Linked DNA regions of Homo sapiens: all the other regions are linked to region 2. A link is a loop called in an ENCODE intact Hi-C map of the cell type or tissue named here. Cell type or tissue: mammary epithelial cell. All regions are shown on one strand. Each heading gives the region's core, and the rest is flanking DNA. Links, peaks and the distances in the headings are about the cores only.

Evidence for each region. Hi-C counts contacts between places; a loop is a spot of excess contacts. Peaks named below come from ENCODE experiments on the same cell type or tissue, not always from the same donor. Only the 100,000 strongest peaks of a DNase experiment are listed, where the experiment ranks them.
Region 1: it touches region 2 in a loop (2.3-fold over the local background); 2 of 110 quality-filtered maps call a loop at or near these places.
Region 3: it touches region 2 in a loop (2.6-fold over the local background); 5 of 110 quality-filtered maps call a loop at or near these places.

What each region holds. Positions count from the first base shown.
Region 1 is chr20:10,847,019-10,852,851 of GRCh38, forward strand. No RefSeq gene overlaps it. Among named protein-coding and RNA genes, the nearest start is that of LINC01752, 97 kb to the left of the region's middle. In mammary epithelial cell, for the core only: no CTCF peak of the experiment used is centred there; a DNase peak (open chromatin) is centred at 2,193; H3K27ac peaks cover 1,038 bases.
Region 2 is chr20:10,998,623-11,004,455 of GRCh38, forward strand. No RefSeq gene overlaps it. Among named protein-coding and RNA genes, the nearest start is that of LINC02871, 25 kb to the right of the region's middle. In mammary epithelial cell, for the core only: no CTCF peak of the experiment used is centred there; a DNase peak (open chromatin) is centred at 3,369; H3K27ac peaks cover 2,763 bases.
Region 3 is chr20:10,916,655-10,922,487 of GRCh38, forward strand. No RefSeq gene overlaps it. Among named protein-coding and RNA genes, the nearest start is that of LINC02871, 110 kb to the right of the region's middle. In mammary epithelial cell, for the core only: no CTCF peak of the experiment used is centred there; a DNase peak (open chromatin) is centred at 3,337; H3K27ac peaks cover 1,802 bases.

The DNA of each region.
Region 1 (5,833 bases), core at 278-5,277, 150 kb before region 2:
GAGTTATTGTGCAAGTAAGCAATTCCACTCCTAGGTGTATACCACAGAGAAATGAAAACACATGTTCACACAAAAACTTGTACATAAATGTTTATAGTGGGATTATTCATAACAGCTAAAAAATGAAACAACCCAAATATCCACTACCAAATGAATGGATATACCAAATATGGTATATCCGTATGATGGAAAATTATTCAGCCGTAAAAATGAATGAAATACTGATTCATGCTACTACATGAGTGAATCGTGAAAGTCTTATGCTATGTGAAAGAAGCCAGACAAAAAAGACCTCATATTATATGACTTAAATGTCTAGAATAGGCAAATCCATAGAGACAAGGAGTAGATTAATGGTTGCCAGGAATTGAGGGAGGAGGAATTAGGAGTGACTGCTAATATATAAAGCTTCTTTTTGGCTTCATAAAAATATTCTGGGATTGGAAAATGGTGATGTTTGTATGACTCTACAAATATACTATACATAATTGAATTGTACGCTTTAAAATGGTAACTTTCATGTTGTATAAGTTATATCTTAATAGAAAATATATTGGTAACATTCAGGGCATAAAATCTTAGAGTTGGGATTAAATGGTCATCAATCTCAAACTCAAATTCCAGTGGTCAATAGTCTTTGGTTGAGGTCTCTTCCCCAAACTGGAGTTCAAAACCATACAAAAGAGATGATTCAATTTTGACGCGTTTTTATGGCTAGAAAAATTTCCCCCTTTTTGACTTGCAATCTTCCTTCCTTAAACAATCTCCCACCCTTATTCTTGTGTTTATGTGATGAGCAAAACAGAGTAAGTCTATCATTCTCTTCTGTATCATTCCCTTCTATGTCTCTCTTTCCAAAAAAGTTAATGTGAGGATAGTGACATTGTCAGAAGTTGTATCGTTTCCTCTTTTTTTGGTGTTATTTAGTTTGTCTAAAACCACTGCAAATATCATCACACAATGTTAGCTCCCCGTGTCCCTACTTTCCTCTTGCCCCCCAGCTTCGTTGATTGAGGGCCCTGCTCCATGCTCTTTTACAAAGTTGTGCTTAGCTGGATCCATTCCTCAGTTTAAGGCACAAGGAGGCAGAAATAGCAGAGCCAACCTAACTCTCCATTAATGCAGAATCTCTGCCCTCCAAATACACCAGTTTTCCTTAAGATCTTCCAATCTTGCAGTAGTAGCGAAGAGTAGAAGAGAAGTCCTTGTCTCAAGAAGAGACTAGGATAAATAGAAACACAGGTAAGAGAGAGCTTAAAAAATATACACGTTTAATGCAGAAGTGAATGAACGTGGCTAGTGTCAGAGAAGAGAATAATGCCTATTTCTTCTCTTAGTCCCAAATATGCTCCTTGGATAAACTCATCAGAACACTGAGCAGATGGACCACAATCTTACCTGGTGTTCCAGAAATTAGGATTTGATCCCTCCTTTCCCTGATCTGTGGTTGACAGAATGGCGTGATAGTTACAAATGAAGACTTTGTAACTGATGGCCTGGGTTTGAATCCCAGAGCCACATCTCTTTTAGGTCATCTGTGAAATGGGAATGATAATGATAACAACTGTATAGGGTTGCTATGAAGACTGAAGCTAGCACACACACACACATATACACACACCATATACATGTATACATACAGAGAGAGAGTGTGAGAAGAAAGGAGTATTTAAAGTAGCTCCTGGTACATCGTATGTGCTGTATAAATTGATGTCAATGGCTATTCCCACTGCTATTATTGCTCTGGGATGGTGTTTAGGCCGCTAGACTTTCTGGAACAAGCCTGACTTTTTTCAGCCTATTCTTTAGTTGTACTTGTTAACTGGTCATTGCTCTAGTTTAATTGGCACTCAGGGAGGCTGTCCACTCCCTACTTAGTCTGTCCATGATTCTTGCTGACCTAGATTTGTTGTCTCTGTAATTCCCCTTCCAGCTTTTACAGCAAAGAGGCCACGTTGTAAAGCTGAGTAGGGTGTGGTTCCAGGAAGCTAACTCCCCCACCCGCCTCCAAATGTCCTTAATTCATAGGGAAGGCCCTGATTGCTTTGGTTATCTCCAGACCCCCCTGTATAGAGGGGCTGCTGGAGCCTCAGTTTTCATGTCACTGCTCTGTGGCTTTGTAGGCGGGACTTTGACTTTCTTCCTCAAGGCCAGCTGTTCTAGGGAGCACACTGGAATGTCTCTTTTCTGCTTAACTGTGCTATGCGTGCTTTGTCTTCTCAGCAATGCCAGAGATGAGTCACCCCTTCACTTGTTTGCTCATTCGTTCTTTTAGAAAGTCTTTATTGAGGTCTTACCACACGCTGCATTTGGCTAAGTGTAGACAGATGGACAGATACTGCCCTTGCCCTTATGGAGTGCATAAGCTACATGCTACTGAAGGTGGTACTGACTTTGAAGCATCAAGAATAACTCTCAGATTATTTTCCAATGTAATCTGATGAATGAAGGCATTTAAGGAATTCTAGAGGAGGAAGAGGTTGGGGGTGAGATGGGAGACAACAGATAATGTAATTTTGCATATGATAATTTGCATATGTTAGTTTGAGGTACTTGTGAATAACCTAAGGGGGGATGTGGCCATATGGTTCCAGAGCAGTGCTGTCCAGTGGAATATGATGTGAGCCATGTATGGAGTTCTAAGTGTTCTAGTAGCCACATCAAGACAAATAAAAAGAAACAGGTGAAATTAATGTTAATACTGTTTTAATTTAACTCAATATATCCAAAATAATATGTCAGCATTTAATCAATATAAAATTATTAATGAAAACTAGACATTTTGATACTAAATCATCTAAATCCAATTTATATTTTACATTTACAGAGCCTCTCAATTTGGATGTTAAGTTTTCATTCGTATGAAAAATTGATAGTTGTAAAAGTAGATTTGGATTGTTTGTAACACAAAGGATAAATGCTTAAGGGAGTAGATACCCCATTTTACATGATGTGATTATTTCACGTGATGTGATTAGTTCACATGATGTGATTAGTTCACATTGCATGCCTTATCAAAACATCTCATGTACCCCATAAATTTATACACCTACTATGTACCCACAAAAATCAAAATGAAAAATTTTTTAAAAGTAGATTTACATACCTAAATTGTTCCAAACATTATTAAAGGTGTTCCAATAATTAAATTGAGTATAATTTTTAAAAAATCAAAATAAATGAAAATGAAATACAATTTTTAAAATGCAGTTGCTCAGTCATACTAGCTGCATTTCTAGTGCTCAATAGCCACATGTGGCTAGTGGCTGCTACACACAACAGCTCTTAAGGGGGGATCTGGGCTAAAGATTCTCCAGACTACAGACGAGATCTGACACCAAGAGAGTGAATGAAATCACCCTGGAAGATTATGCAGAAGAAGAGATGCTGGATGATCTCCATGGGCCTGCCCTTCTACATGTTATTTCTGAGCCTCAGCCACTGCTTAAAATTGTTCATTAGCTTAGATTTGGGTATATGATTGATGAGGAAGATTCTAGACCCGGTTTGAAAATGGGGCCACAGGGATGGACACTGGGATGTGGGTGTCTGCCCTTAAACATCTCCCTGAGTCGGAGAGTATCTAGATGCTGCTAGGGTGTTTGCTGAACCCTCTTGATTCATTGGAGATCTGGGTTAATTTCGGCCAAACCCCATCTCATGGCCTCCACAAAAGCCAAGCTTGCCTGAGGCTCCTTTACCTCCCATCTCCTCTGGCCTACTGGGTAGGTGTGGTCTCTAGATCATTTAAAGTCTGCTGGTCCAGAAACCCAGACACTTCACTGCTTTCTACAAAACCTCCCCTCACTCCAGGCATTGTTGAATTTAGCCACCTTATAGAAGAATGGGAGTAAGCAACACAATTACAGCTCTTCAAGATGCCTCTGTCTTCCCTCTGCCTTCTAACTTCCCTCTCCTATTTCTGTTTGCACTGCTCTTTTTCTCCCCCTTCAATGACAAATACATTGCCTGGTCTTCCCATAATGGAAGGTTAGGCTTGTTCTTGATGCCTTTCCACTAATCCTAAATGTCTTATCCGACCTTTTCACCCAAAAAAATACAAAAGCCTCCTTAAGAAAAATTTAGGTCAATAAAATTATCCCCTCTCAGGGCAACTGCTTTCTGAACTGTGTCTTTTATTCTTCGTCTCCTCCTATGATACGGTTCATGTTCCCCACAGTGCCTGCTCAACAGAACGCGGTCAGTTTATATTTGCTTAACGACTGCCCCTGCTTCTTACTTCCCATAAACTCTGCCTTTCAGAGGAGAATTGAACTAATTGCACCTTTATCCATTTCATCCAGGCCACAGACAAAACCACAGTTCATTTGGTGGCTGAAGCTTACTGAAAACTTCCTTTCGTCTTGATGCAGCCAGCTTTTTGGATTACATGGCAAGGGTGGCCTGAGCAAAGCGATGGGAAAGAGTTGTTGGTGGAACAGTGAGTGCTTGTGACTGTGGGACTAGAGCCTTGCCTCCAGAATTTAGCATGCTGCTGCCCAGGAAATTAAGCCTTCAAGTCTACAGACTTGCAATGAGTATGGTCGAGATGGGAGTATTGGGTGGTTCCAAGAATCACTGAGAAACAAAAATTAATTTGGGTACTTTAGATGCCTACTGATGGCTGAGAAAGAGAATAAGAATGTTTGAAGCCTTAAAGGGTAAAAGTCAAGGAAATGGCAGTGGCCTCTGCTATAAACCATATAGGTGGAGCAGAATGGCAGCTTGAGTTGCCAAGGAAGTCATTCATTCATTCATTCATTCATCTACCCATCCATTCATTCATTCACTCATATACCAGGCACATCTCATGGGCTAGCATCTACTGAATAATTAACATGTATCAGACAGTATTCCAAGCACTTTGCTTGCATTAACTTATTTAATCCTCCAAATGACCCAATTAATCTGAAGGATGGGAGTCAGCAACACAATGACTTATAAGTAGTTACTTAACTTGCTCAAGCTTATATAGCTATTAAATAGTGGAGTCAGAAATTGAACTTGGAAGTCTCACTTCAGAGTATTTTTACTTTACCACTAAATTGGCAAATAAGACTGAATTCTTGGTCTCCTGGACTTTACATTGTAGTAGGAGAGACAGCCAATAAACATGCACATGAACGTTAAATAAAAAATATGATTTCAGACAGTGAAAAAGGATATTATCAGATAATGATATTGACTAACTGGAAGGGCAGTGTGTCAGAGTAGCTACTTTAGCTAGGTGGTCAAGCATGGCCACTCAGAAAAGATATTTAAACCAAGATGAAAATGATAATGAGAAGCTAGAAACATGCAGATCTAGAAGGAGCATGCTTCAGGCAGAAGGAATAGCTAAAACAAGTTCTTAAGGTAGATCTAGTAGAATTGTTAATGCCTTGCCTACATCCCAAGGGCCAAGGTACACATCCCCTGGCTTCCCTGAGTGTTGGCTGCTATCTGCTTACAACTGCAATTGCGCTTTCCTGCAGGAGAATGCCTGAGATGATGTCCACCCTCAGGGGTGGACCACAGCCAATGACTGAATGGAAAAAGATGCCAGTCTGTTGCCTTAAGCAGGGCCATGGGATCATCAGGCTGAATCTGGTCTCTGGTGGAGACTGTATCTTTGATTGGCGTCTTTCCTTTCTCTGTTCTATCTCCCAAACTATTTTGTAGGTTTGTCCTGAGAGTCCTCCCTGCATGCACAAGAATCCCCATCACAGGCTCTCCACTGGGAAACCCCATCTGGGACAAAGGGAAAGAGCTTGGTGCAATGGAAGGATAGCAAGGGGACCAGCATGGCTAAAGCCCAGTAAGTGAAGGGGAGAGTATTAGGGAATCGTGGTAA
Region 2 (5,833 bases), core at 401-5,400:
GACACATAACGGTGCCCAGCCAAGACAAGAAGAAACATCCAGCTGAGTCCAGCCTAAATTGCTGATCTGCAGAATTGTAAGCTAGATAAATAGTTGTTGTTTAAAGACACTACGTTTTGGGATGGTTTGGGATACACCACTAGCTAATAGGTAAAATAAGATTTAAGAAACTTTAAAATAATTTAAAATAAAACTTTAATACATTTTATGGGATGATTCAGGAGACTCCTTCTGAAAAATAAGCCTTGTGGGGACAATGCTAACTAAAAATACAGTTTCTGAACACAAATTGTACTTTATTGCAGCAGTTAGCCTCTGCTCTTTTATTGTAGTATAATTAGTGTAATATCAAATAAACCTGGTTCAAGCCAAGACAGGGAGGTTTCTAAGTACCAATAAGTTGTCTGTCTTGGTAGAAATTTAAAGGAACATGTTGAGTTTATTATTGTGTGGCATGTTATTTATCAGCAGGAGTGATTTTTGACAAAGAGGCCCCAACATAAATTTTCATTCTATTAAAAAATAATCGCAAAGTCCTGCTCCCAATCCAAGGCCACAAATAATTTAATTAAAGCCTATAAAACAGGACACACAAAAAAGTCACTCTGTTTCCTCCACTCCACAACTTGTATGTGTGGCTTACAATGCATTTACTTTATTATCAGTCTTGATAAACTCTGGGGAAGAAAGCCAGGGGTAACCCACCTAATCCTTTCATGAAATGTCTCTCACATGACTTTGAGTTTGTGGGATCTTTTCTCAGACCCCCATGCCTGAGTGCCTTTTGCTGATGGCCCTTCCCCATGAGTGAGGAAGTTGGGTCACTAGTTGAACACTAGGTTCAAGAGAGCATGAGAATCATGCTTGCAGCTGCAGTTAGCTGAGGGGCTGGTGGAGATCACTGCTCCATGATTCTGTATTCTGAGTTCTGCCATTTTAATGATATCTGTACATGTTTTCTATCTTTGAAGATTCTTGGATTTTTACATATCAGAATCCCAAGGCTGAGATATAAAAATTTTAAAAATTAAACTCTTTGATTTTTAAAACCAGTTATTTGCTAAGTTCATGAAATATCCATTTTCATTAAATGAAGAGGTCTATGTGTCTGAGAATTGCATTGGTTTTCTGTCTGGGGGTATAGTGGTTCTCCCCCTGTCCACTTCTGCCAGTTCTGCCAGCATTATTCTTTCTTTACCCCACAGTGCAGGCTGAGGGGAACACCTGCTCTGCACTCTGGGTCCAGGAAAATATTTCATAGACTCATGGGAAAGACCATGTCTTATGGCAGAATGGAGGCTAATTTGGAGGTTAGGAAACCTTGCTCTAATTCTTGCTCTGCCACCCGTTACTGAATGATCTTGGATAGCTCACCAATTAGCTTCTGTTTCACCTATAGAAGGAAAATGTGGGAGTTGACAACCTCTTATATTTCTTTATAGCTACTTATTATGGCAATAATTGGTCAGCATTGGAAGACATGGCCACTATATCTATGATTTTCACTGATTTTATTTCAAGAGCTAAAATAGCCTAAAGAACCTTAGGATTGCCTCCTGCCCTGGCTCGATTAGCCACCTTTAAGGCTTTGAACTCAAAAAGTCCTTAATGCCTTGGGGTTCATGTCCAGGTGATATTTGCAAATGAATATCAATCCTGAAATAATTTAGAGGTATTTTCATTTAACATGTTTAAAGTGAAATTTTTTTTTTGCTTAAAATGGTATGCTTCAATTATGTGGAATTTTTAATTATAGAGACTTGAAATAATTCATGTGATTCACTAGTCCTGGAACTTCTTATCAAAGGATAGTGGGCCTTTTACCAACTCCATTAGGCTATCTCTACAGAAACACATCCTCATGTGAAGGTTTAGTCAAAGAGTTTTGTTGTTATCCAGAGCATGCTGCCCTTTAAAGAGAAGAAAGCTTTCCTTTTTGGGAAAAGACTTCTCTGATCAATTTTGGCTGAGGCTTAAGCAATGATTTATGGGTTTCAGTTGACCCATTTGTTATTTATCTAGGCAAAATGAGTTTTCTATTGATTGAATGTCTCCCCTGATTACGTTTAATCTTTGGAGTGGGATCTAAGGATGGAAGAAAGAGACATTCATGATAAATGTAGCTTTTTTTCCCTAGGAAAACTTGGGAGGAAGACATACTATACCACATGGTCCTTTCCTTTTTCTGTGGATGGCAAAAAGATGCATCACTTCCCGGAGCTTATGATAGAAGATGCTCCTTCGCCAGTGTGAGACACTTAAAAGGACAATGATTTGTGCAGGGAACTAACCCTGTGTGCTACGTGTCCTTTTGCTCCATTTTACTGATGTGACAATTGGAGCAGAATAGTTTATGTGGCAAATTTTCCCAGCATTTATTTGCACTGCTTACTACATTCACATTCTAGTTTACAAATCTTGACAAAGACAACTGAATAGGTGTTTTGCATGAATGTACTTATTTTGTATTGAAGTATGACACACATGCAGAGAAGTGACATTGTCATAAGCAAATGGCTTGATGGCTTTTACAAACTGAATGTATGTATAACCAACATCGAGAACTAGAAGCAGCTTTTTCAGCCCCTCCTTCCTGAAACTTTTCCTCTCCTTCCACCTTGACCAAGTGTAATCTCTCTCCTGACCTCTGGCAGAATAGGTTAGTTTTGCTTATTTTTATTTTTATATGAGGTGAATCTCTAGTGTCTGGGTTCTTTTCCTGAAAGCTGTGTTTATGGAATTCATCCATATCATTGTATGTGGTTATAGATTCTCATTGCTGTGTAGTAGTTCAATGGCATGAATATACACTAATCATTTATCCGTTCCACTGTTGATGTGCAATTGGAGAATTTCCAATTTAGAGCTATTATGAATAATGCTGCTAGAGCCATTCTAATGCATATCTTCCAGTGAACACATATACGCAGTTCTCTTGGGAATATTCCTAAGTGTGGAATTGCTGGGTCGTAGATGTACATTTTTAAAAATCATAATATTAGAGTCGAGTATGCAGAATTGACTGAATTCTAAAACCAAAAGCTAATTTTTTGAAGTGTGAATTTCTGTTTGGGGAAAGTGAATAATGTGAAGAAACATAACATTTTTATTTATGGAAATAAATTTCATGTCCTCTGAGCTAACATCGCCCGTTCTTACGTCTGAATGGCAGGATGTTGAGTGTGCTGACGCGGTCATTTTCTGCGGGGCTGCTCCCAGCTTAGCATTCTTGCCACATAAACTCTTCTAGCCCAAACCTTGAAATACTGCAGGAAGTGGCATCAGCCCTTTTGTGTTCTTTTCCGGCACCAGGTTGCTCATCTCTCCCTGTGCCCATTTGAGGTAATATACTGACAGTTGTCAAGATGAGTCATGGCTCTTTCTCAGACACACAGGGAGACCAAGTTTGTGACTAATCGACAAATCCTCTGGACACAGGCTGAGCCACCAAGAGCCACCCTCGTCCCGGCAAGTTCAGGCCTGGGCTGCAACCTCTGACAGCCAGAGGGGAAAGCAAACATTGGCAGAACAGTTCTGTTTATTTGCTTCTCTGATTTTGAAGACATGCAGCTTTCTCTCACTCTTCTCCATTTCCTCTAAAAAATTTTATTAATCTTAGCTTATTTATGGCCTTTAGCGTTTGTCTGCCTGTTCATGCATGTGCTCAGAATCTAAGGAGTATGGGCATGAATAGAGGCCTCAGGGGAGATGTGGGCTCAAGCCAAGTCCAAGTGGCCTTTGAGCATTGCTGTCTTCCTGGCCACCTTTCACTCCCTATGACTCCTCTGACTCCTTTGCACAGATGTCATTGGATTAATATAAAGCAGGACTTGAAAACAATAAAGAGAAATAAGACGTGAACAAGAAGGATAAGATGAGTTTTTAAGTGGTAGGTACTGATTATCTGCATAGATGTTTCAGGTCTCCTGAGATTTTTCTGGAAACCATTTTCCCAACTGTCCCAAGTTAGTTTTCAGACATTGCTCTAGAGTTGTGTGTGTATGTGTGTTAGTACAATGTCAGCACTAGGTTTTGCAATCACATATGTGCTGCTAGTTCTGTAGCATCTCCATGGAACTAGCCCTTGCAATTATAACAAAGTCTGATATTGGTTGGCTACAAGTAGGTATTGCCTTGTGTATGAGTTGGGTGATATTTTGAATCCCTGGAATTGTCCTCTTCACTTTGCAACATCCACTCACTCAGAAAAAGCCTTGCATCCCTTGCCTGAAGGGTGGAAGAGGTGGGGGTTTAAATTAGTTTCAAGGGACTGGACAATTTCATTCTCACCTACTGAAAGCACCATGTTTGTTGAAGAGAAACTTTCAGAGTAGGCTCAATTAAGCCCAGACAGTTTGATTTAACTTGTTTTTAATTGTAATGGGTTATTTTTTCTGGCACGGAGCCACCCAGAATTTCATCTGTGAGTTCCCCAGATAATCTCCATCTACTTTCACAATTTTCTCAGCAATATTCAGAATTCCCACTACAGTGGGACCTTCTCCCCTCCCCTGTTTTTGTATTCTTTACATCATTCAAGGGTTTGGAGATTAGAAGGCATCCTCTTGGTGAATTGTGGCTGGGAGAGGGGGTTTCTGCAGGAATACTCTTCACAAATCTACAGTCTGTCTTCAGAGGCCAAACTTGTTTCTTGTAGAACTAGAAGTCTCCAACAATGGCAGGCCCCCTTCCTATATTCAGCAATTCCTTCTGTGTCTCAAAATCAGGGAGTTATTGCCTAATCTTTATTACAAAGAAGGGCCTGTTACCATCTCGGTTGGAAAGAGGAGGAATGGAGGAGTTAGTGTTAGGGAAACCAGTGCCCATTAACCTACCACGGTGGTTTGTAAAGTGTGGTCCCTGGATCAGCAACATAAGCATCACTTGAGGACCTCTGAGAGAAGCACACTTACTGAACCAGAAATTCTGGGGCTGGGCTTTTAACAGGTTTTAACAAGCCTTCCAGGTAATTCTCAAACAGGCTACAGTTTGGGATCAACTTCTTTCATCAAAGATTGCTTTTGCCAGTCTTAAATAGTAAGACTGTAAATTTTGGAAGAAGTATCTCTGGGTTTTTCTTCTTCTTCTTTTTTTCTCCATTTTCTTCTGTTTTTCAGTGGTGGTAACTTGTACTGCAAGACAACAGGTATAAAAAAAACCCATGTGAAATATTAGCTGCAATTTCTTTAAGCCTGGGCTCTCTTTTTCCCAGTGGAAGACAGAAGAGCTACTGCAAAATATATTGAATGTTTATCCCCTCACCTTGTATATATTTGAAAAACGATTAAGTCTCTAATCTTAAGTTTCTGAACTGAATGCCTTCCAGACCAGGCTATCTCTCTGTCTTGATTTTTCTGAATAAAGTTATTAACTGCCTTTTTTGATGTATTCTTTTGCACGGTGGCTTCAAAATAGTGTTTTGGTTTTCTTTCCTTTCCTTTTGTTTTTTTCTGGAAATTTCTCCCAAGGGATTCTTAATTATGGACCTCTGTTGAGTATATATGATAACACAAAACTCTGGTTATGGCTGGAAAGCATAGAATTCAGAAGAAGGCTGTCTTACCACTGCTACACCAACAAGTCGAGATAGGTGTTCCACAGTTTGTCCATTACAGGATAAATAGAGAATGGAAGGGCTCACTTCCTGAAACCTCAGTTGATGTCTAACATAGTGCGGGAAGGAGAAGTCATGGAGCAACAAATCATCCATTGTTCATTTCCTTGTCAAAGTTCTGGAAAGCTTTGGTGACTACCCATTTAATTATGAGATTTAAAATCACCTTATTAAAGTATAATTTATATACAATAAAATATTAAATATTAAATATAGAGT
Region 3 (5,833 bases), core at 278-5,277, 82 kb before region 2:
ACTCTTGTTGCACAGGCTAGAGAGTGCGATGGTGCAATCTTGGCTCACTGCAACCTCCGCCTCCCGGGTTCAAGAGATTCTCCTGTCTCAGCCTCCTGAGTAGCTGGGATTACAGGTGCCCACTACCATGCCTGGCTAATTTTTTTTTTGTATTTTTAGTAGAGACGGGGTTTCACCATGTTGACCAGGCTGGCCAGGCTGGTCTAGAACTCCTGAATTCAGGTAACTCAGGAGATCCACCTGTCTCAGCCTCCCAAATTGCTGGGATTACAGGTGTGAGCCACCACACCCGGCCTCATCACTCTTAAACTCCCAGTTGAACTACTTTTTGTTTCTTGATATAAAAGTCCTTAACACCTAGTGAGAAGATCAAACCTTTGTGGGTCAAATCTTCAATGAAAGTCAGAAAACCTTAATCATCTCATTCATTTTATGGTACCTGGAAGTAGAAATTGTTCCTTCTAGACAGGAACGTTGCCTGTCTTGTTCATTGTGGTATCCCTATCACCTAGAACCACGTTTAATAAACATACATTTTACTGATGAAGAAATAGATGCCCAGAGAGATTTAAATGCATAGCCTAAAATCATACAGCCCATGACCCAATAATTCTACTTCTGAATATATATACAACATAATTAAGAATAGGGTCTCAGGGAGATATTTGTACACTCATGTTCATAGCAGCATTATTCACGACAGCCGAAATGTGGAAGCAACCTAAATGCCCATCAATAGATGAATAGATTGACAAAATATAGTGTATGAAAACAATGGAATATTACGCAGCCTTAAAAAGGAAGAAAATTCTGACATATGCTACAACACAGATAAAACTTGAGGACATGATGCTAAGTGAAATAAGCCAGTCACAAAAGGTCAAATACTACATGATTCTCCTTATATGAGAAACCTATAGTAGTCAAACTCATGGAGACAGAAAATAGAATAGTGGTTGCCAGGGACTGGAGAGAGGAAAAATAGGGGGTTGTTTAATGGATATAGAGTTTTAATTTTGTAGATAAAAAGAGTTCTAGAGATGGAAGGTGGTGATGGTTGCACAAAAATGTGAGTGTAATTAATACCACTGAACTATACGGTTAAAAATAGTTAAGATGGTAAATTTTGGGTTACGTGTATTTTGCTGCAATTTTAAAAAGTCACACAGCTAACGCATGACAAGAGTGATGGAACCTGATGTGGTCTGAATGTTTGTGTCCCTCCAAAATTAAATGTTGAAACCAATCACCAATGTGATAGTATTTGGAGGTGGGGCTTTTCGGAAGTGGTTAGGTCATGAGGGCAGAGCCCTCATGAATGGGATTAATGCCCTCTTTGTCCCTTCCACTGTGTGAGGACACAGCAAGAAAGCACCATCTATGAGTCAGAAAGTGGGCCCTCACCAGGCACGAAATCTGCTGACGCCTTGATCTTGGGCTTCCCAGTCTTCAGAAGTCTGAGCAACACATCTCTGTTGTTTATAAGCTACCCAGTTTATGTTATTTCCTCGCAGTGGCCTAAACAGACCAAGACAGAACCCAAACCCATGTCTTCTGGATTTCAAGATCAAAATTATATTTTTTACAGCCATGTACAATTTTGGATACTGTGAGGCAGGTTTCTCCCTAGCTTACTTGTTATAGAGGAAGATCATGAATTTGATTACTTAATACTATGACTTCAGAGATTTAGGGATAGCTCTGCCACTCATGAAAAGAAGCTTCTTAATTTGCTTGATGTTGCCTGATGTTTCACTAAGTTAGTGATTCTCATTCTTGGCAGCACATTGGAATCACCAGAGAAGATTTAAGAAATACTGATGCCTAGGTTCTGCCTCTCCCAACCCCAGGCATTCTGATGTAATCTAACTGGGGTGTGAACTGGGCATTGGGATTCTTAAAAGCCCCATGCCCAAATGCAGCCAAGAATGGCTTCTCTATTAGGAGGCAGATGTCTGGATTCCTTACAGAACAGGGTACCTCTGTGCAACAGAACTCTAAACGTTTCTCAGATCACAAGCACTAAGCCAAATTGTGGTCATAGGCAACTTATGCTCAGCTCCAGAGGAAAGTTTACCAGCTCCTTTCCCAAACTTTCGAGAGGGAGGAGGAGTTAACATAAAATGTGTTAACATAACGTGTCTTTAAAGTAAGAACCTGAAGTTTGGCTGCTGGGATTGGAATTCTGACTGCATCACCTGCTATCCATGTGACTTCAGCCTAATTGCTTAACCTCTCTGAATCCCCAAATGGACATGATATGGTTTCTTGCCCACAGAATTACTTGAGAAACAGATAATTCCTCTAAAGCACAATATCTAACAGAGGCTGAAAACTTAGTTTTACTACTTATTATAAAGAACTCATATTCTTGATGTCTGGTATTATTTTTTTCCACTATTTCATGATGAGACAAATTTCTCTTACATGATATTTAGGTCTATTCTGCATGGCATGTGCTGCCCTGTGTTTCTGAAGATCAAGGGGAGAGGAGGGAAAAATGCAGGGAGAGAGATTGGTAAAGGGAGGGGTGTGTGTGTGTGTGTGTGTGTGTGTGTGTATGAAAATGGAGAAAATAGAGCAAGAGAGAATGGTCAGATTACCAAAGGCATTTACTAAAAGATGGCAACTGGAGAAAATTTTGTGACCTCTGAACTTGATACCAGACGGAAATGGAAGCTTCAAGAAGAGACCAGGAAGCGAAGATCTGAAGCATCCTTAGAAGGGAGAGGGCTGCCATCCAGGGATGGAAAGAACCTTGGCAAAAGAGGTGGAGAGAAGAAGAAAGAATGAGCCTTGGAATCAACCAGGAGGAAAGAAAATTCAGAGAAACACCGTGAAGGCCAACACTTCAAAGATTTATGTTTTTATGCTGCTACATGAAAAGTTAAACTTGGAAGAAAAGAATGTTCTGAATCATTTCTGCAAAGGAAAAAGCCATCTTGGAACTGTACATAGGAGCTAAAGCAAATGGAGGCTGTGTGATGATGAATCCAAATTCACCACATCTTCTTCCAGACTTGAGGGCTGCCTGGGCCCCTGTGCCTACCACTCCCCGCAACCCATGCTAATGTCATACCCTTTGCAGTGGGGAGGAAAGACTGCCTTGACCCAGTTGCAGAGAGCTCAGAGGAGGGAGGCACCTGCCCAAGGGAATGAGCTCAGATCCTCTGATAATGGTGCAGCTGGAGGCCTGGCGGAGGTCCATGAGGGTCACCATCAAGGGCTTTTGTCGTGCTGAAGGGTGTGTTGTCCAAGCACCTCGGGTGGGTGCTGAGAATATTCATAACTCATTCCCGATTGTGTTCATTCCATTTGCTGACTAATTATTTTGAGACTTAGTCAGAGGGAAGGGTTTTGGCTGTTCCCTTCTGTGCACAAAACATGAGCCTCCACTCTCACTAGCTGGGAGAGTCAGCCCTTTTCTCCATCATCAGGCAGGTTTACAAATCTCTGCTGTAAGACTGGCCACCCCTCTGTCCAACCTTCCACTCCCTCAAAGTTCCTTGGTGCCCTTGCTAGAATAGGCCTGAGTGCACAGTGTGCAGAGATCTCTAGGGATTCTTCCATCCTCTTCTCTCCCTTCTCAGCATGGCACCCCATACAGGGGTAAGAAAGGGAGTTCGGGCTCCTTCAGTTTCCATCCTATCCAACAACTTGGTGGCTCCCAATTAGATTAGCTCAGAGAAAAGAAAACCTCCAAGGAGTTCCCACAAGCCAAGGGCTGGGCCCCGTCCCTGGTGCCACTGGGTCACCTAGCCTGCACTTTTTTTGAGTGTGTGTGTGTGTGTGTTTAATATGACAGTTCAGGCTTGAAAACCAGTACGTTTGGAAATATAAACTAGATGAAAACAAGCTATAATGAAAGTGAAAAAAAAAGATATCAGTTTACTGTTGATTGAAAATCAGGACCAGATGAGATTGGGAGGCTCCGGGCATTTAATTTGCTAGAGGAGGTCACTTCTTGGAGAAAACCAGGCCCAGGCTACATTGGCTTCCCATCAGCAATATTGTGTTTGTTTATTTGTGCCCTTCCCTGGTTTGTGGAGGGAAATAATGAGCCAGCTGGTTTTCAGTTCTTTCTGCCTTTCTATATCATGGAGTGTTTCATTTCATTTCATTCTGTTTGGAAAGGTGGGTGGATAGGAAAGAACATCAGCATGACTAGTAACCCAAGAGTCCAGTTTGTTTCCTAAAAAGCATGGGATGCTCGAGAGGGAAAGAGAGGTGTCAGGAAGCAGGAAGGATGCTCAAGCATCAGTCAAGCGAATTAACAAATCCATTACCTCAGGTTGCCTTTTTCTTTTTGTGGTAACAACATAAAATCTACTATAAAATCTACCCCTTTAGCAAGTTTTCAGTGTATAATACAATATTATTAACTATAGTCCTCAAGGACAAAGAAATTTTGGTATGTATATGCAATGGAATATTATTAGACCTTAAGAAAGAATATCCTGCCATTTGCAACAATATGGATGAAGCTGGTGGACATTATTTATATGTTCTTTTTAGCATCAGCACAAAAACACTATCACATAACACAATTAATATTAATTCTTTAGCATCATCGAATATGCAGTTGGTGTTCAGTTTTCCTTGATTGTCTCAAAAATGTCTTTTACAGTTGGCTTTCCAATCAGAATCCAAATAAAGTCCATATATCTTTAATTTTCTATAAAGACATTTAATATTTTTATTACTTAATTTGTTTATTGTTTTGTTAATTAGTTTGTTAATCATCTGTATGCACCCTTTAAAGCCCCATGAAAATGGAAGTTACCTGAGTGCTACCCAGTCTCTGTCAATTTCGTACATCAGAGTCTCCCAGCACCTGGTGTAGCACTCAGGTGCTAGATCCTCGGTAAGTATCTACTGAAAGAATAAATAATGAATGAAAGGACAAATATGTTTGTATATCACTTGTGTATATTTAAAACCTCCCTTTTGGGCCCCATAATGCATAGGACTCCTGACTTGATTCTTTTCTTCTTGCTCAAGAAAAATGAAAAAAATGTGAAAACTGAGCTAAAAGTTATGAAATTATCTTGAAGTAGTCCTCAGAAAACTATGCTAACTAGTAACATGTTCTAACAAGACTGAGTGATAAATATACAAAGACAACCTTTTTTTTGTTAGGTGAATTAAAAAAGGTTGAATCAGCTTTATTTAGAGTAATTTATGAAGTAAAAGCAGACTAAAAATGTGTTTACTTTTAAAATCTCTAATTCTATCAGCACCTATCAAAAGAATTTCAGATTCTTTTGAGCAGGACTTCAATTTAATTCATATAAAATTATGTAACGGGAATGTTTTTATCCATTGTCACAAATATTACAGGAGTTATAATTCAATCTTTTAATGAATTACTACTTTGAAATAGCAGGTAGCTGAAAAGACAATCTGTAGGGATATGAGGAAGTGTCCATGAAATTTCAAGGTTACATATCCTACTATCATTCCAGAAATAGTATGCTTGCAGTTTATTTTTTGTAAATTCAAGAAAATCTTACAAAATTCTTATGAGACTGAGTGATTCAAAACCTCTTTCCTTTCAGGCTCATGCAAAATTCTCACAGGTGATCTAAAAATGCAAATTTTGATTCATGGGACAAGTAGAATCCTTCAGATCTTGTAGTTGGCTTGAGTGCTAGCATATGGCCTATAGTATTAAGGCGAAATGGAGAAAAAAGCGTGAAAAGACAAAAGACAATTTATGCGAGCCTCAGGACGAAACTTGGAAAAAAACTCAGTTTCTACCTTCTTAATTCAAACAGCCATTAAAAGACTAATGACTACATAATATAGCATTAAAATATCCATGCACAAACAC